Regions from separate parts of the Homo sapiens genome. Here regions 1, 2, 3, 4 and 6 are each linked to region 5. The links are chromatin contacts, found by Hi-C or POLR2A ChIA-PET in ENCODE. All regions are on one chromosome and are shown on one strand. Each heading gives the region's core, a stretch centred on a gene start or an enhancer-like site at or near the end of the contact. The rest is flanking DNA. Distances are from core to core; before and after follow the strand shown. Region 1 holds the start of CDT1 (chromatin licensing and DNA replication factor 1). Region 2 overlaps PIEZO1 (piezo type mechanosensitive ion channel component 1 (Er blood group)). Region 3 holds the start of ZNF276 (zinc finger protein 276). Region 4 holds the start of SPATA2L (spermatogenesis associated 2 like). Region 5 has its middle 24 kb from the start of ZNF778. Region 6 has its middle 11 kb from the start of DPEP1.

Evidence for each region. Hi-C counts contacts between places; a loop is a spot of excess contacts on that map. ChIA-PET counts read pairs that join two places held with the same protein, here RNA polymerase II (POLR2A). Pooled maps may share reads with other maps.
Region 1: a loop to region 5 is called in a pooled map, with 9 times the contacts of the local background. The contact joins the promoter of CDT1 here to the enhancer-like site in region 5. A Hi-C loop is called at or near these places in 3 of 37 single-sample maps with no recorded cell type and 10 of 50 pooled maps. POLR2A ChIA-PET finds 5 or more read pairs at or near these places in 13 of 52 experiments (A673, BJ, CD4-positive, alpha-beta T cell and 10 more).
Region 2: a pooled map shows a loop between it and region 5 (4-fold over the local background). The contact joins two enhancer-like sites. A Hi-C loop is called at or near these places in 2 of 50 pooled maps.
Region 3: a loop to region 5 is called in a map of sigmoid colon, with 6 times the contacts of the local background. The contact joins the promoter of ZNF276 here to the enhancer-like site in region 5. A Hi-C loop is called at or near these places in 1 of 168 maps with a recorded cell type or tissue (sigmoid colon) and 10 of 50 pooled maps. POLR2A ChIA-PET finds 5 or more read pairs at or near these places in 4 of 52 experiments (BJ, H1, HepG2 and 1 more).
Region 4: a map of PC-9 shows a loop between it and region 5 (4-fold over the local background). The contact joins the promoter of SPATA2L here to the enhancer-like site in region 5. A Hi-C loop is called at or near these places in 2 of 168 maps with a recorded cell type or tissue (PC-9 and naive thymus-derived CD4-positive, alpha-beta T cell), 11 of 37 single-sample maps with no recorded cell type and 14 of 50 pooled maps. POLR2A ChIA-PET finds 5 or more read pairs at or near these places in 4 of 52 experiments (CD4-positive, alpha-beta T cell, H1, HepG2 and 1 more).
Region 6: a loop to region 5 is called in a pooled map, with 3 times the contacts of the local background. The contact joins two enhancer-like sites. A Hi-C loop is called at or near these places in 2 of 50 pooled maps. POLR2A ChIA-PET finds 5 or more read pairs at or near these places in 5 of 52 experiments (BJ, Caco-2, activated B cell and 2 more).

The regions. Positions count from the first base shown.
Region 1 is chr16:88,802,488-88,805,202 of GRCh38, forward strand. It overlaps CDT1 (chromatin licensing and DNA replication factor 1), which reads left to right and starts at 1,302. Exons shown (of 10, transcript NM_030928.4): 1 at 1,302-1,572; 2 at 2,058-2,180; 3 at 2,275-2,411. The coding sequence starts at 1,345. RefSeq lists enhancers at 556-1,131, 1,850-2,715 and silencers at 1,064-1,303, 1,384-1,493.
Region 2 is chr16:88,736,103-88,739,030 of GRCh38, forward strand. It overlaps PIEZO1 (piezo type mechanosensitive ion channel component 1 (Er blood group)), which reads right to left. Exons shown (of 51, transcript NM_001142864.4): 6 at 2,466-2,634; 7 at 2,125-2,338; 8 at 1,832-2,003; 9 at 1,626-1,712; 10 at 1,457-1,544; 11 at 537-637; 12 at 46-306. HSALR1 (HSP90AB1 associated lncRNA 1) reads left to right here. Exons shown (of 3, transcript NR_103774.1): 2 at 1,719-2,303; 3 at 2,402-2,928. Among named protein-coding and RNA genes, the nearest start is that of PIEZO1-AS1, 5.2 kb to the right of the region's middle. RefSeq lists a silencer at 1,254-1,473. Within about 2 kb of position 1,454, at least 2 of the 41 ENCODE cell types and tissues checked have a DNase peak (open chromatin) inside an H3K27ac peak, as active enhancers do.
Region 3 is chr16:89,720,287-89,723,177 of GRCh38, forward strand. It overlaps ZNF276 (zinc finger protein 276), which reads left to right and starts at 1,251. Exons shown (of 11, transcript NM_001113525.2): 1 at 1,251-1,559; 2 at 2,245-2,548; 3 at 2,851-2,891. The coding sequence starts at 1,355. VPS9D1 (VPS9 domain containing 1) reads right to left here and starts at 612. Exons shown (of 15, transcript NM_004913.3): 1 at 477-612. The coding sequence starts at 575. RefSeq lists silencers at 219-1,338, 1,419-1,878.
Region 4 is chr16:89,700,293-89,703,077 of GRCh38, forward strand. SPATA2L (spermatogenesis associated 2 like) reads right to left here and starts at 1,413. Exons shown (of 3, transcript NM_152339.4): 1 at 1,336-1,413; 2 at 638-941. The coding sequence starts at 940. RefSeq lists an enhancer at 1-16 and silencers at 1,019-1,118, 1,289-2,008.
Region 5 is chr16:89,239,922-89,242,893 of GRCh38, forward strand. No RefSeq gene overlaps it. Among named protein-coding and RNA genes, the nearest start is that of ZNF778, 24 kb to the left of the region's middle. RefSeq lists a silencer at 1,107-1,196 and an enhancer at 1,704-2,220. Within about 2 kb of position 1,515, at least 41 of the 41 ENCODE cell types and tissues checked have a DNase peak (open chromatin) inside an H3K27ac peak, as active enhancers do; they include A673, CD4-positive, alpha-beta T cell, PC-9 and 1 more, where a contact is called at or near this core.
Region 6 is chr16:89,601,255-89,604,097 of GRCh38, forward strand. No RefSeq gene overlaps it. Among named protein-coding and RNA genes, the nearest start is that of DPEP1, 11 kb to the right of the region's middle. Within about 2 kb of position 1,322, at least 3 of the 41 ENCODE cell types and tissues checked have a DNase peak (open chromatin) inside an H3K27ac peak, as active enhancers do.

The sequences.
Region 1 (2,715 bases), core at 52-2,551, 440 kb before region 5:
TTTAAGAACTAAAACTTTAAAATCTCAGCCCTCAGCCATGCTAAAGGCAGTTTCTTTTCTTTCCTTTTTTTTTTTTTTTTTTTTTTTTGAGACGGAGTTTCTCGCTCTTTCGCTCAGGCTGAAGTGCAGTGGCGCCATTTCGCCTCCCGGGTTCAAGCGATTCTGCTGCCTCAGCCCCCCAAGCAGTTGGAATTACAGGCGCCCGCCACCACGCCTGGCTAATTTTTGTATTTTTAGTAGAGAGGGGGTTTTACCATGTTGGTCAGGCTGGTCTCGAACTCCTGACCTCAGGTGATCCGCCCGCCTCGGCCTTTCAAAGTGCTGGGATTACAGGCGTGAACCATCGCGCCCGGCCCCTTTTCTTCGTTTCCATGTAATAGCTTGATTGAGAAATAATTCACATATCAAATCCACCCTTTTAAAAAGCGAGCAACGCGGATCGCGGAGGCCACGCCTGTGATCGCAGCGCTTTGGGAGGGGGCAGTTCCAAGAGAGCGGATCACTGAACCGGGGAGTTCGAGACCACCCGGCAACGTAATCTCCGCCTCGATAGAAATAGTTTTTTTTTTTTTTTTGAGACGGAGTCTCGCTGTCGCCCAGGCTGGAGTGCAGTGGCGCGATCTCGGCTCACTGCAGGCTCCGCCCCACGGGGTTCACGCCATTCTCAGGCCTCAGCCTTTTGAGTAGCTGGGACCACAGGTGCCCACCACCACGCCCGGCTAATTTTTTGTATTTTTAGTAGAGACGGGGTTTCACCGTGTTAGCCAGGATGGTCTCGATCTCCTGACCTCATGATCCGCCCGCCTCGGCCTCCCAAAGTACTGGGATTACAGGCGTGAGCCACCGCGCCCAGCCAGAAATAGTTTTAAAAAAAGAAATAAGGAGCGTGCGGCCCGCGGGGGAAGCGCCTTTACCAGCTCGAGCCTGCAGCCCCCCAGGCCGCGCCGTCCTCGGCTCCCCCGGGCAGCGCCGGGGTTTTGTCAGGCGCGCGCTGCTGTTTGCCTGGATTGCGCTCATTCTGACCCTGAAGCCAGCGGCCCCACTGACACGCCCTGAAAAGTGGGAGCCACACGCGGGATCCGGAGACCGCGCTAAAGTCCCACGCACGACGGCGCCCGCCGGCGAGTCCACGCCCGCACGTCGGCGCATGCGCGCGGCCAAGCCGGTGCCCGCGCCCACCAGCGCGCATGCGCGCCCCGTCCCTTCCCTCCCCCCGTGCTCTGCCCCGATGGTTCGGTCCGCGCCGGGGGCGGGGCCAGGGCGCCCGCGGGAAATTTGGCGGGAACCGCGCCCGCCTCTTCCTCCCTTCCTTCTTTCCTTGCTTTCGCCGCGCACTCCGCCGCCATGGAGCAGCGCCGCGTCACCGACTTCTTCGCGCGCCGCCGCCCCGGGCCCCCCCGCATCGCGCCGCCCAAGCTGGCCTGCCGCACCCCCAGCCCCGCCAGGCCCGCACTCCGCGCCCCGGCCTCCGCTACCAGTGGCAGCCGCAAGCGCGCCCGCCCGCCCGCCGCCCCCGGACGCGACCAGGCCAGGCCACCGGCCCGCAGGAGACTGCGGCTGTCGGTGGACGAGGTGAGGGGCGTGGGGAGACTGAGGCCGGGGAGTTGGGGGCGGGGAGACTGAGGCCCGGGGGGCAGGGCTCGGGGAAACTGAGGCGGAGGGACGGGGGCGGGGAAACAGGCGGGGGGGACGGGGCGCAGGGAACTCTGGGACAGGCCGGGGGATCCTGGGGGCGCCCTGCCACCACTGGGGACTTGGCTGGCTCCTGAGATGAGCAGGAGGCACTGGGGGGCTTGCACCGGGATCCGATGATGGGGCTGGAAGTCCAGCTTCTCTGCGAGGCCAGGGCAGGGGTCCGACCTGGAAACGGCCCCGGAAGACGAGAGCAAGGCTGTGTCCCCGGCCTTAGCACAGACCACCATCTACGGGAAGTCCTAAGCCCCCCAGCCATGCCCGTCCCAGTTAACTCAGAGCGGCTTCTGATCCTTCGGGGTCCTCTGCAGAGCCAGGAGCACCAGGTCTTGTCATGAGTTCACCCTTGGGGTCCCTCCCACCAGGTTTCCAGCCCCAGTACCCCCGAGGCCCCAGACATCCCAGCCTGCCCTTCTCCGGGCCAGAAGATAAAGAAATCCACCCCGGCAGCAGGTCAGCCGCCCCACCTGACATCCGCGCAGGACCAGGTGAGGGGCGGGGCCTGGGGCAGATGCGGGAGGGCTGAGTGGTGCCGGCCTGCCTGCCTGCCTGACGGCACCGTGTCCCCTGATCCCCCTGAAGGACACCATCTCTGAGCTTGCGTCATGCCTGCAACGGGCCCGGGAGCTGGGGGCAAGAGTCCGGGCGCTGAAGGCCAGTGCCCAGGATGCTGGGGAGTCCTGCACCCCAGAGGCCGAGGGCCGCCCTGAGGAGCCATGGTGAGTGCTGGGTGGGCGGCCACGAGGCCCCGGCAAAGGCCGGGTTGGTGGCAGGCGTGGCCCAGCGAGCCTGTCAGAGGCCCAGGTCTGCTCCTTCCAGGGAGGGTGGTGGTGAGGTCACCAGGGCGCGGACCCAGACCCCTGAGAAAAAGGTCCCGGGCACTGCTGGCGCTGTGCCCTCAGTCCCTCCTGCGGGGGGCAGCTCCTGCCTCGGGGACTCTGGCAGGTTTCAAATGCTCCTGATGCATTGGTGTGTTGTCTGCCTCTGCCCCTGAGAGCTGACGAAACTGCGCTGGGGAGAGGG
Region 2 (2,928 bases), core at 204-2,703, 500 kb before region 5:
GGTCTGCGCACCCAGGCACCCCCGGATGTGGTGGTGCACACTCACCATGGCACCAAGGTCCAGACAGGGGTAGCGGGTGTGCTCCAGCCCCAGCTGGCGCAGGCTGACGGGGCCCAGGGTGGTGGGCAGCTCAGGGCGCAGGTCCATGGCCCACACGTAGCGTAGGCAGCACAGCGTCATCCCATACAGCAGGATGCAGGGCGAGCACAGCATGGCCAGTTGGTGGCGGCTGCGCACCGTCCAGATGAGGCAGGCCCAGAGCAGCAGTACGAAGGTCAGCCAGCTGTGGTAGGTGATGCTCCATACCTGCGCGGCAGAGAGGGCTGCACAGCTGCCCAGCGCACCCCACCCAGGCGATGCCCCACACCTGCGCGGCAGAGGGGGCTGCACAGCTGCCCAGCGCACCCCACCCAGGCGATGCCCCACACCTGCGCGGCAGAGGGGGCTGCACAGCTGCCCAGCGCACCCCACCCAGGCGATGCCCCACACCTGCGCGGCAGAGGGGGCCGCCCACCCCAACCCCCACAGCCGCCTACCATCATGGCAATGAGCGCGCACACATAGCTCTGGTCCATGATGAGGTGGCCCAGGCTGTGGAGCGGAGACGCCTCCCTGGGCTCAGCCCGCTTGGGCCGCACTGCAGGTGGGGACAGCGGTCAGCTTCGGCAGGTTGATCTGCAGGCCTCCCCACCCTGACTATGCCCTAAAATCTGGGCCCTGGGCAAGCACACAGCAGGAGAGACAGGCCCCCGGTGGGCTATGGGCAGAACACGAGGGCTCCGGCAATTGGGCTGACACCGTCCCTGAGCGTCAGGGATGGCCCTGCCAGCACCTGCCGTTCTCTGGGCCTCACTTTCCTTGAAAGGGTGGGAAAGGTGGCCCTGACCCCCTTTCCAGCTCTGCGCACCTGAAGACTCTCAGGACCCCCACCCCAGGGCCGTGGCTTCATTTGCTTCATTCAGAAACACATTGCAAAATGGAAAATCAAGGGTTAGGGTAAAGAAAGAAAGTAGCCAGAAAGAGCCCCCAGGCCCTCCCAAGGCGACGTGGCCAACACAGAGTTCCCAGGCCAGCCCCTGCCCTGGACGAGCGGCCTCCTGGGGCCACTGGGCCACCTGGAGCAGCTCCCAGAGCTAACAGCACAAGACAGCATAGCCACATTCTCTGGGGAGGGGTTGGGGGACCTGGAGGCCCCCCATGGGGTCTTGGGGATCAACGACGCGGCCACTCAGCTGCCCTGGGGGTCTTGGGGGTTGGTCAGTGACATGGCCACTCGGCTGCCCTGGGGGTCTCGGGGGTCACTGACACCGACCCGTGGATGTCCTGGGCCCCCGAGGGGGCGGCAGGCAGAGGTGCGGCGCGAGCATGCGAGAGCGCCAGGCGGCCACCAGGGGGCAGCACCGGCCTCCGCCCCGCCCCCCGCACCCAGCCATACCTTGCAGTGTGCGGTACTCACCAGGCCGCCGCAGGACGGAGCTCTGGCCGGTCAGCTCGTGCACGATGCAGTTATCAGCCTCGGTGTCGGGTGCTGTGGGCACCACGTGCTGTGGGCAAGCAGCGCTGAGCCATGCACGGGCTGGCCGGGCGCCCCCCACGCTGGCGTCTCCACCTGCCTGGCTGCTCACCTGGTCAGACTCCCGTTCCTGGGGCCACTGGTCCAGCTCTGCTAGCTCCAGCTCCCGAGCCTCATACCCCTTTGCCGCCTCCTTCCTCTGCAGAGACCAGCGTCTTGAGCCCAAACCAGCTCCACACCCCACCCAGAGGCAGGAGGTCCTGAGACCAGCCCCATGGCCTGGCCTCAGCCCACCCACCATGGGTGGCAGGTGCTCACCTGGCCGGAGGGGCGGTACGCGCGGAGCTTGCGCAGAGAGGCCGTGGCGTAGCACAGCAGCAGGAGGACGCCGGGGCTGGCATACACAGGCCAGTCCAGGCCGGTGTTGAGGACCAGCGCGTGGGGGCTGGAGCAGTTGGTGGGACCCACGAAGTCCTTGAGACCCAGCACCCTGTCCAGAGAAGACCCGTCACAGCCTACCACCCCAGAGGCAGTGGGGCCACAGGGGCTAGACGAGCCAGGTGGGCGGGACCAGGGTGGCAGGAAAAAGGGGCTGTGTGGCAAGCCGTTACCTAGCCCAGATGCCGGCAGGCGGGAGCAGAGCCTGTGCCAAGGGCATCTGGTAGCAGTAGAGGCAGATGAGATGGCCGGCGCCGAAGCACCCCACCGCGACGCAGAGTCTGCTGAAGCCCCGAGTGCTGATGGGAAAGTGGCAGGCCCACCAGGTGCAGAGGGCCAGGAAGAGCAGCAGGTAGACACTGGAGAGGGCCGAGGGGTGGGCGATGCCTGCGGGGCAGGGGCACACAGGGTGGTACCTGGCCAGTGCCATGTGTCCCGCTGTCTCCACAGTCATCAGGGAACTCCCAAGACCCCTCCCAGTGTGACTGCCAGTGCCCCCTGCCTCGGTGCGTACCTGCCAGTGCAAGCAGTGTTACGGCCAGGACCCGCCCAGCCGCCACCAGCAGCCAGTGGGCCGTGACTCGGAAACGAGCGGCCAGCCGTGACCTCCGTGTAGGGGCCAGCGTTGCTGCTTCCTGCAGCCCTGCCGTCGGGCTGGCATCCACATCCCTCTCATCATCATCCTGCCAAGGTCACGGACAGGGGCAAGGTCAGGTGTATCGCACTGACGCCACCTCTCCAGCCCACACCTGCCCAGCCAGGAGCGTGGGAGGCGGCCACATCCACAGCTGCTCCTCTGAGGGCCACAGGACAGCCTCCCCGGGCACAGGCCCCAGCCGTCCCTGAGGTCTGCCTGACACCTTCCTACTTCCTCACTCAAGCTCACAGTTCCTGCAGGCCTTCCTGGTAGCAGCTCCCACCCTGGCCGAAGACCCAGGGTCTGTCCTGCCAAGCCCAGGCACGTGATGACCTTGCCA
Region 3 (2,891 bases), core at 1-2,500, 480 kb after region 5:
AACGGGCCACACCCCTCCGGCCTGCTTTTCCTTCCTAAGACGACTGCAAACAGCATCACAAATGAGCAGGTATGTGGCCTTCTCTGCATGCCGTCCCCTGTGGCAACCGGATTAAATCTACCATCTCTGCCCAGAAAAATGCACGAACGCACGGACCTGCCCGTCACTCGGATTTTGGAAGGTGGCCTGGCGGACCCTCCTGCTACATCTCCTCTACAGGTGGAGCCCAGGCTGTGATGCACCGGCTCAGCGAGCGGAGTGGAAAGCCAAGGTCCGCAGGATCTGAGCTGTCCAAGGTCACTGCACGCCCGGCTGCGCCCCGCCCCCGTCCTCGCCCGGGAACCGCGGCCCGGGATCCCGGCTGGCGCCCGCTCCCAAGTCTCCAGCCCGAGCCGGCCCCGTCCTCGCCCTCCCCGGGCGGGGGTCCCTCCAGGGGCCACCCTCAGCGGCCAAGCCCCGCCCCCGCCCCGCCTCACCCGGGGCCGGTTGCCGGTGTCCAGCTCGATGGCCCCGTTGGCAAGCTTCATGGCGCTCTGCAGCGGCTTCACCGTGCCGTCCCCGGCCGCAGCGGCCATGGCGCCGAGCGGGGGAGGCGGCGGCGGTAGCCGAGGGGCTGGACGGGCGACCGGAGGCCCGGAACGCAGCCGGCGCTGGTGCTGGAGCCGCCCGAGCAGCGGACCGCAGGAAGGGACGCGGCCGCACTTCCGGCGACGGGCCCCCTCCGCGCGTACTGCGGGCCCCACGGGTGTTAGTGGCGGGGGCGGCAGAGTCCGGGTGGGTTGTCGCGACGGAGCCGGGCCTCTTCGCCGTCTTGAGACGGGGCTGGCGAGAAGGGCCCCTCACGGAGTTGCCATGGGCGTCTAACCGCGGCAGCCAGGCCCCTCTCTACGTGAGACCCCGGCCCCCCTCCCCTTTCTGCAGCCCGCCCGCCACCTGCGCGCCGCGTGGCCTCCGCCGGCGCCTGCCCGCCCCGCGCCTCCGTCTCCCACGGTAAGAGGCGGTGAGGGCCGCGTCGCCTCTCCCTGGAGGACTCGTCGTGAGGTGTCGGCGAGCCCCTCCGCCCACCGCCCCGCCCCAGGCCAGCGCTCCATTGGCGACAGAGGCGGGCACGGCCGCCCTCGGGCCCGAGAGGGGAGCGGTACGAGCGGGGGCGCTGGCACCGCGGGTGGAACCTCGGCCGGCGGGGTCCCGCCCCTGGCCCCTGGCCCGCCCCGCCCGCCTCGCTTTGCTTCTCGCTCCGCCCCTCCCCCGCCCCGCCTCGCTTCCAGCGCGCCGAGCGGAGCCTAACGCCGGGTCCTCTAGGAACCTCGGGCCGGGCAGCACCCGCGGGATTCTGCTGGCGTCCTCCGCTGCCATGAAGCGGGACCGGCTGGGCCGCTTCCTGTCTCCTGGGTCGTCCCGACAGTGCGGGGCCTCGGACGGCGGCGGCGGCGTCAGCCGGACTCGGGGCCGCCCTTCCCTTAGCGGTGGGCCGAGGGTGGACGGGGCGACGGCGCGGCGCGCCTGGGGCCCGGTGGGGTCCTGCGGGGACGCGGGCGAGGACGGCGCGGACGAGGCAGGTGGGTCCGCGGCCCGGGCGTGGCGGGTTGGGGTCGCGGCAGGGGTTGCTCGTGGGAGGAGCCGCACTGACGCCCGGAAGCCGGCGCGGCCTCTCCTCCACCCGGCCAAGGGCGTAGCGGACTCGGGGCTGCGTCGGGATAGGCGCTGGGCGGCCGGCTCGGTTTTCCTCGCGCTCCGTGACGCCGGCGTCGCCGGCCCGGCCTCCCCGGCCGCGGGCTCGGCCAGAAGGGACCCGGCGTGAGGAGCGCTGTCACCGCGGGCAGGTCGCCCTGGGGTGCCCGCGCGTGGGAATCGCCCTCCCCTGCTTCGTGCCCTCGCGGAGCCGGAAAGGAGGCGGCACCTGCAATTGGCAGACAGGAAACCGCGGCGTTTCCTGGAGGGCGCAGCGCCTGCCCCGGGTCTCGCGGTCGCTGGGAGGAGGGTGCAGTTCCAGGTTTCACTCTTGAAGTTGCTTCGCTGGAGAGGCCTTAGAGGCCTTTGAAATTTGAAAGATTTCTTGGACCAGCGGCCACATCCCCCACAGGGCGGCTTGTCCCGCCGAGAGCCGCGCGCCCGAGCCGCTTGCTGTGTCCGGGAGCCGCGCGAAGGGCGCTGCAGGCGCTGCCCTCGGACCTGGAGTCCGGGACGCCCTGTGCTCAGGAGCCTCCTTTGCCAGCTGCTAACACTTCCTGCCGCTCTGTGCAGGAGCAGGCCGGGCTCTCGCCATGGGTCACTGTCGCCTCTGCCACGGGAAGTTTTCCTCGAGAAGCCTGCGCAGCATCTCCGAGAGGGCGCCTGGAGCGAGCATGGAGAGGCCATCCGCAGAGGAGCGCGTGCTCGTACGGGACTTCCAGCGCCTGCTTGGTGTGGCTGTCCGCCAGGACCCCACCTTGTCTCCGTTTGTCTGCAAGAGCTGCCACGCCCAGTTCTACCAGTGCCACAGCCTTCTCAAGTCCTTCCTGCAGAGGGTCAACGCCTCCCCGGCTGGTCGCCGGAAGCCTTGTGCAAAGTACGCCCTAGTCTGTTCAGAGCACGTTCAGGCTGTCAGTACTGCAGTGTGACGGGTGTTGAGAGAGGGACAGGGCGTGCCTCCGCGGGAGCCTCTGGGTGGGGGGAATGGGCCATGCCCGGGTTCAGTGCCAACAGCCCTGGGACTGTTGTGGAGAGATGAACTGGGAGGAGCTGGGGTGAGGGAAGAGAAAGTTGCCTATGGGGACCGCTGAGGTTTGAGATCTCGAGAGGGTCCCGTACGACGAGCGCTGTGAACCTCCGCCTGCTTGTCCTGCTCATGGCCACACTGATCCTTTGCAGGGTCGGTGCCCAGCCCCCAACAGGGGCAGAGGAGGGAGCGT
Region 4 (2,785 bases), core at 163-2,662, 460 kb after region 5:
CTGCCGCTGCCATGGCAACCGGCGGAGGCGTAGCTCGCCCACGTGCCCAGTGACGTCATCGGCTTCCTACTCTTCCGAATTAGCTCAGAGCTCCCGGCGGCCCTGCCCCCTCCTGCCGCCAGGAGCTCACCTGGAGAGGCCAGGCCAGCCCTGGGCACAGCCTCCCGCCCCAGGCCGTGGAGTTCACTAGGTCTGAGCCCAGCCCTGAGACTTCACAGGGATGCACCCATCTGCAGTCCTCCCAGCCTCGGCGGCCTCCTCTGCAAATGGGATTGGCCCATAACCTGGAGGAATTAGGATGACCATGGGAACTCAAGTCCCTTCTGTGCCCCCGTCCTAAGATTTCCATGGCAACTGGGGCCGCGAGGCCTCTTAGGGAAGACACTGACGCAAGCTCTCAGGGCAGGACCCCGTAGGCAGCACCCAAGCCTGCCCTCGCCCACCCCATGTTCTCAGCCCTAGGAGTGGGTGCCCCCACACGCCCACGACCCCTCAGCGCTCGGAGCCTTGAGGAGCCCACCAGGCACTGAGGACACTTGAAGCCCCTCTCTCTCGAAAGGCGTGGTCCCCCATGGTCGGCGGCCCCGCGACCCGCAGGCCAGGACGAGGGGCGCGCTCCTCCTGGCCTGGCGCCTACCTTGATGGTGGTGAACTCCTTCCTCCAGGGCAGCAGGTACAGGTGCACCGCGGCGAGCTCCAGAAGCTCGAAGGCGCGAGCCAGGCCGCGTAGCGCGGGCGCCAGGTCGGCGCGGCCCCACAGCCCGTCGGTGAGCAGAGCCAGCGCGTCGTCCTGCAGCGCCCCGTGCAGGTCGAAGTCCTCCACCAGGATCTGCCAGAGCACCGCGCGCAGCGAGGGGTCCCCGCACACGCCCGCGCGGCCCCGTCGCAGCTCGCGCTCCAGGCACTGGCGGTAGTCCTCGGACAGCGAGCTGCTGCCCATCCTGCGGCGGACGGGGGTCGGGGGGGTCAGGGACCTAAGGCCGCGCCCAGCCCGCCGCGCTCTCCCCGAACCCTCACCCAGCGTCCCCAGGACCCCTCGAGCCTGGAGACCCCGCCCCCAGCGGCTGGGCGCCCCCGGTATCTTCGGCACCCCCTACGCTGGAGACCTCGGCCCCATCAGCTGCCCGCCCACCCAGCGATCCAGGCCCCTCCAGTTGAGCGCCCCCGCACCTCCAGCCCCTCCCTCCAGCCTGGGTACCTCGGCCTTCCAGGGGCGCCCCCGGTTATCGACCGCACCCTTCTCTAGAGACGCGCTTCCGCCCGCTGAGCCCTCTCCCGACCAGAGCCCCTTCGCCCGGCAGATGGAGCTGCGGATCCCGCGGGTGACGGCGCTACCTGTCTGTCCCCAGCGGTCTCCGGCCGCCGCGGATCAGTTCGGGCCTCCCCGCGCGCCGCGCGCTTCCGCCGGGAGTCGGCTCCGCCCGGGGTCCGCGGCCGTGACGCTGGGGGCGGGGCGGGGCTTGGCGCAGGCCCCGCCTCCGAATAATTTAGGAGGGGCGGGGCCTGGTGAAAGGGGAGGAGGAGGTGTCAGCCCGGCCGAGCCCCTGCGCGAGGCACCCCGAGAGCCTCCTGTCACCGCGTCGCCCGTCTCCTCGCGGGACCGGTATCGTTCACGACGCCGCTGGGCCGAGGGCTGCGGGCTCATGGCAGGCGCTCAGGGAACGTTGTGCCTGGGCCGCTCCTCCCCACGAGACAGGGACCCAGCCCCAGGCGACCCGGCCGCGGGGAAGCAGGTGCGCGGGCTCGTCCCCTGGGGGGTGGGGCCACCGGCATTACCTGGCGGGGATTGGCTGGATCCTGGGAAGAGCCTTTCCTGCGGGGCGGGGCCACCTGCATTACCTGGCGGGGATTGGCCGGATCCGGGGGCGGGCCTCCCCTGTGGGGCGGGGCCATCCCCTTGAGGGAGGGGCCCGCGGCACGGAAGGTGGGCGGAAGGACAAGCCTTTCAGCCTCGTCTGAAACAGCAGCCTCAGGTGGATGCGGGGACCTCAGATTCTGTTTATGCTGGCTCCGCTTCCCGGCCTCCTGCACTTGCCATCTGCAGCCCTTGAGAGCATCGTCTGGGCGGGTCTCTGAGGCAGGGCGAAGCCGCCCCCCTCTCTAGGCTAAAAGCTGACCTGGGCTGCGGATCCACCCAGGCTAAATCTGGGCCACGACTTCCCGGGGACGTTTTCTTCGCTCGGGTTCCTCTGTTCTGTGCTACAGCCACTTTCTCGCATTGCCCAGAAGTAGAGGAGGATGAGGGAGACCCTTGGAGGTCCCAGCCGAAACCCACCCCTACCCCACACCCCCGCTTTGGGCAGGCTTTGCTACTTCACGTCTGTGTCCCTCATCTCTCCAGGCCACCAAAACCAAGGCCCAAGTTTGTTGAAACTTTCCCTGGGCCTGGGCGGCGAGGTCCCCCCTTTTTCTTAGATTTTTTACCTGGAAGTTCCCTGCTGGCATCTTAGAAATAGTGATCATGACCGGGTGCGGTGGCTCACGCCTGTAATCCCAGCACTTTGAGAGGCCGAGGCGGGCGGATCACCTGAAGTCAGGAGTTCAAGACCAGCCTGGCCAACATGGTGAAACCCCGTCTCTATTAAAAATACGAAAGTTAGCCGGGCGTGGTGGCACATGTCTGTAAGCCCAGCTACTTGGGAGGCTGAGGCAGGAGAATTACTTGAACCTGGGAGGCAGAGGTTGCGGTTGCAGTGAGCTAAGATCGTGCCACTGCACTCCAGCCTGGGTGACAGAGCGAGAATGTCTGGAAAAAAAAATCGTGATGCAGTCGGTGGATCTCCCT
Region 5 (2,972 bases), core at 265-2,764:
TGACGCTGAAGTTCATGTGGGGGCACAGACGTCTGATGGTGCCCAAGAAACCCAGGAGACAAAACTGATGCTTCCCTGTGGACACTGCAGCATCCTCTAAAGCCGCTGTAATTAAGGTATGTGACACATGACCAGGAAGCAGACAGATGGACAAAAATGGAATATCTGGAAATAGACCTAGCAACATGGAAATTTAGTTAATAAAGTGGGTATTTCAGATCAGTGGGGCAAAAATGCAGTTTGTAATGAAAGGTGCTAGGACAACTGGTGAGCTGTCTGAACAAGATGGTTTTACATGTATAAATTACACCGTTCAGGTCGAGTGTGGCGGCTCACGCCTGTAATCCTAGCACTTTGGGAGGCCAAGGGGGGGCAGATCAGTTGAGATCAGGAGTTCGAGACCAGCCTGGCCAACATGGTGAAACCCCATCTCGGGCAGGCGCAGTGGCTCGCGCCTGTGATCCCAGCACTTTGGGAGGCCGAGGCAGGCGGATCACGAGGTCAGGAGATCGAGACCATCCTTGTTAACACAGTGAAACCCCGTCTCTACTAAAAATACAAAAAAATTAGCCGGGCGTGGTGGCGGGCGCCTGTAGTCCCAGCTACTCGGGAGGCTGAGCCAGGAGAATGGCGTGAACCCGGGAGGCGGAGCTTGCAGCGAGCCGAGATCGCGCCACTGCACTCCAGCCTGGGCAGCAGTGAGACTCCATCTCAAAAGAAAAGAAAAGAAAAGAAAAACCCCATCTGTACTAAAAATACGAAAGTTAGCCAGGCATGGTGGTGCGGGCCTGTAATCCCAGCTACTCAGGGGGCTGAGGCAGGAGAATTGGTTGAGCCCGGGAGGTGGAGCTTGCAGTGAGCCGAGATGGCGCCACTGCACTCCAGCCTGGGTGACAGAGCGAGACCCCGCCTTCCCCCCGCCCCCCAAAAAATTACACCGTTCACAGGAATAAGCTGCAAATGGATCAGGGATCTAAATGTGGACAAAACGTGCACACGTGGGTGATGTGAATGGTTTCGGGGCGATTGGGAAGAGGGCCTGGCCAGCAGGGGGCGGTAGCGCAGGCAGACCGGGTTCCGCGGTGCCTCGCCGGCTTCGGGGTGGGGGTCACCGCTCAGAAGGGGAGGAGAGCGAGGGACTTCCGGGGGGAAGGGAGGAGAGCGAGGGACTTCCGGGGGGAAGGGAGGAGAGCGAGGGACTTCCGGGGGGAAGGGAGGAGAGCGAGGGACTTCCGGGGGGAAGGGAGGAGAGCGAGGGACTTCCGGGGGGAAGGGAGGAGAGCGAGGGACTTCCGGGGGGAAGGGAGGAGAGCGAGGGACTTCCGGGGGGAAGGGAGGAGAGCGAGGGACTTCCGGGGGTAAGGGACTCGGTGAGGAACTCGGGGGATCGGAGAGGGGCTCGTGTGCTGGGCGACAGTGACACACTCAGCAGCCCGGCGGGAGCCGCGGTCGGTACCGTCTGAAGGGCAGCCGGGGCTGGGGGACCGACAGCTCTCAGGTGTCGGTTTTTCTGTGGCTAGCGGATGTTTGGCACCATTTCACAGGGCACACAGGGCAGACGGGACCTAGATGACGACAGATCTGCGTGTTTGGGCTCTGTTTGAAACAGACCTCAGCCAGAGTCTTGAAGAGCAGAACCCGGAGTGTTGAAGTCACAAGAGATCAACATCCCTACGGTGTGAAATCCTGAAAACGGCAAATCCCAAAGGACGAAACGCCCGAAAATGATGTCATCCTTTAAGTGTTTTCTTCTTTTTTCTTTTCTTTTTCTTTTCTTTTCTTTTTTTTTTTTTTTTTGAGTCAGGATCTCGCTCTGTCGCCCAGGCTGCAGTGCAGTGCCGCTATCGTGGCTCACTGCAGCCTCAGCCTCCTGGGCTCGAGTGGTCCTCCCACCAGAGCCTCCCACACTGCTGGGATTACAGGCACCAACCACCTTGCGCAGCTAGAGAGTAATTTTTAAACTTCTTTAAAAGACAGTTAGACTGGACATGGTGGCTCACGACGGGAATCCCAGCAATTTGGGAGCTCAAGCTGGGGGGATCGCTAGAGTCCAGGAGTTTGAGACCAGCCTGGGAAACAGGGAGACCGTGTCTCTACGAAAAAAAGTTTAAAAAATTAGCCGGATGTGGTGGCTCACGCCTGTGCTTCCAGGTATTCTGGAGGCTGAGGCAGGAGAATGGCGTGAACCCGGGAGGCGGAGCTTGCAGTGAGCTGAGATCGCCCCACTGCACTCCAGCCTGGGTGACAGAGCTAGACTCTGTCTCAAAAAAAAAAAAAAAAAAAATATATATATATATATATACACACACACACACGTATGTGTGTGTGTGTATATATACATATATATTTACTATATATTTATATATGTTATATATATAAATATAGATAGATGATCAGGAAAGACGTGAGAATGTCTTCAGTTGACACCTCAGGCTGAGCATCAGCACAGAGGCAGCCCACAACAACAAAAAACACAACAGTCAACAAAACCAAAACCCAGCAAACCCTGGGGAATGGGGAGAGTCTGACTTTCAGAGTTATATTATTAGATTCAAACGTCTAATTTTTTTTTTTTTGAGACGGAGTCTCGCTCTGTCGCCCAGGCTGGAGTGCAGTGGCGCGATCTCGGCTCCCTGCAAGCTCTGCCTCCCGGGTTCACGCCATTCTCCTGCCTCAGCCTCCCGAGTAGCTGGGACTACAGGCACCCGCCACCACGCCCGGCTAATTTTTTTTGTATTTTTAGAAGAGACGGGGTTTCACCGTGTTAGCCAGGATGGTCTCGATCTCCTGACCTTGTGATCTGCCCACCTTGGCCTCCCAAAGTGCTGGGATTACAGGCGTGAGCCGCTGTGCCCGGCCTCAAACGTCTAATCTTTAACAAAAGTTCCAAGCGGGCCAAGGGCACAGATGCTGCCTGCACCTGCGCAGCCACCCACCGTCGACAGGAGAGCAGAGGCACCAGGCCTGCTCCC
Region 6 (2,843 bases), core at 72-2,571, 360 kb after region 5:
GGTTTATGTTCCTTCTTCTTGAACCTAGGAAGACTTCGGTCCAATGTGGCTTATTTTTGTTTGTTTTTGAGATGGAGTCTCGCTCTGTCACCCGGGCTGGAGTGCAGCGGTGGGATCTCAGCTCACTGCAACCTCCGCCTCCCGGGTTCAAGTGATTCTCCTGCCTCAGCCTCCCAAGTAGCTGGGATTACAGGCGCGTGCCACCACACCTGGCTAATTTTTGTATTTTTTTTTTTTTTTTTGAGACGGAGTCTGGCTCTGTCGACCAGGCTGGAGTGCAGTGGTGCGATCTTGGCTCACTGCAAGCTCCGCCTCCCAGGTTCATGCCATTCTCCTGCCTCAGCCTCCCGAGTAGCTGGGACTACAGGCGCCCGCCACTATGCCCGGCTAATTTTTTGTATTTTTAGTAGAAACAGGGTTTCACCGTGTTAGCCAGGATGGTCTCGATCTCCTGACCTCGTGATCCACCCGCCTCAGCCTCCCAAAATGCTGGGATTACAGGCGTGAGCCACCGCACCCGGCCAATTTTTGTATTTTTATTTGTATTTTTAGTAGAGACAGGGTTTCACCATGTTGGCCAGGCTGGTCCTGACCTCAAGTGATCCACCCACCTCGGCCTCCCAAAGTGCTGGGATTACAGGCGTGAGCCACTGTGCCTGGCCCCCACGTGGATTCTGACACCCCACGGTAAGAATGCTGGGCGCTGCTCCCGTGCTCAGGAGATGTGGCTCCCGGGAAACTGACGATGCTGCGAGGAAGCTCAAGCGCCCGCACCCCAGCTGAGCTCCCGGCTGGCAGCCAGTGCCAGGGGCCACCATGCGAGTGCACCACCTCCAGCAGCTCCTGTAGCCCCGGGCAGGATGCCCTGCCTGCATCCTCACGAGAGGCCTGAGCCAAAGCCACACGGCAAATCCTCGTGTGGATTCCTGACCCAGGTCGTGGCCCGGGTTAATCCACGGTTGCTGTTCGAAGCCACTCGGTTTGGGCGTGATGAGTCGTAGGGCAGGAGGTAACAGACACATCCTCTTTCCCAGGGATCTTGTGAGGAATGAACGAGGGATGCAGGAGCCCCTGCTGGATAAATAGGTGTCAGTTTCACAAGGGGAGCCGGCTTCTCCTTATTCTCAGGAACCACCAATCACAGCTGCTGAGCATCCCCCACCCTGTCTTGCTGGCCACCGGCTGCCTGGGCCTCACAGGCTGAGGACGCGGGGTCAACCCCTGCCCACCCATGCGCGGAGTCGGATGAGGGCTCTGACTCGGTGGGTGGGGGGGGCAGCTGGAGGGAGTGGGAAGAGCAGCAGCTCAGCGTCCAGGCTGTTCTTTCTCCTGCTGCCGAGGCGAGTACAGGCAGGAAGTTGTGACTAAGTGCTTGTAATTGGTGCGGGGGCTGTGGCAGGGCTGTCAGACAGGAGTACCGCCGGCCCCTGGCACAGCAGGGCCGTGGGCGAAAGCTGTCTTCCTTGCCACCTCACGCCTCACCTGTCCCTGCACTGGGGCCCCACCCCCATCAGAGCCCACCCAGGACCCCTGTCCAGCTGGTGCCTCCCTCCCCTCACCCCATCAAGACCCACCACAGCCCAGGAGTACTGAGTATTCCAGTACTCACTGAGCTAAGTTCCCACAACAACCCCGCCTGGCTGACTGTTGTGAGTGCATCTCACTGACGGGACGGCCGACCTCAGAAAAACCCTAGGTGCACTGCTGGGGAGGCAGGGCAGGGTGGCGAGCTGGGTCTGGCCCCTGGGTTCCCAGCACTCAGCCTGGAGCCCCTAGGTCCTGGCTGAGCACATGTGTGTCTGTTAGGCATGTGTGCGTGCATGTGTGCATAGGCATGTGTGGGTGCATGGATGCACGGGTGCATATGTGTGCATGGGTGTATCTGTGTTGCTCTGTGTGTGCATAGGCATGTATGCATGTGTGCATGTGTGTGCATGCATGTGTGTGCATGGATGTATGGGTGCATACGTGTGCACAGGTGTAGATGTGTTGCCCTGTGCATGTGGAAGAGGCTGGAGTGGGGGTGTTGGTCCTCACTGCTTTACTGAAACATCTTTAGGAGCCCCAGTTGCACTGGGACTTGGCCACACTGCCAGCCCTCCCCATCCCAGGCAGTCAGCATCCAGACCCCAGGTGGAGCAAGTGACGTGCAAGGTCTTGGTGCCCCATTACTCCACCAGGACAGTACATTATCATCCCACTGTGCAGAGAAGCACTGGGGGCTGGAGGGAGGCACTGGGGGCTGGAGGGGGGCACTGGGGGCTGGAGGGGAGCCCTGGGGGCTGGAGGGAAAGCCCTGGGGGCTGGAGGGGAGCACTGGGGGCTGGAGGGGAAGCCCTGGGGGCTGGAGGGGAGCCCTGGAGGCTGGAGAGGAAGCCCTGGGGGCTGGAGGGGAGCCCTGGGGGCTGGAGGGAAAGCCCTGGGGGCTGGAGGGGAGCACTGGGGGCTGGAGGGGAAGCCCTGGGGGCTGGAGGGGACCCTGGGGCTGGAGGGGAAGCCCTGGGGGCTGGAGGGGAGCCCTGGAGGCTGGAGGGGAGCACTGGGGGCTGGAGGAAGCACTGGGGGCTGGAGGGGAGCACTGGAGGCTGGAGGGGAAGCCCTGGGCTGCAGAGGAGCATTGGGGGCTGGAGGGAAGCAGTGGGGGTTGGAGGGGAGCACTGAGGGTTGGAGGGGAGCACTGGGGGCTGGCAGGAAGCACTGGGGGCTGGAGGGGAGCACTGGGGGCTGGAGGGGAGCACTGGGGGTTGGAGGGGAGCATTGGGGGCTGGAGGGGAGCACTGGGGGTTGGAGGGGAGCACTGGAGGGGCTGGAGGGAAGCACTGGGGGCTGGAGGGGAGCACTGG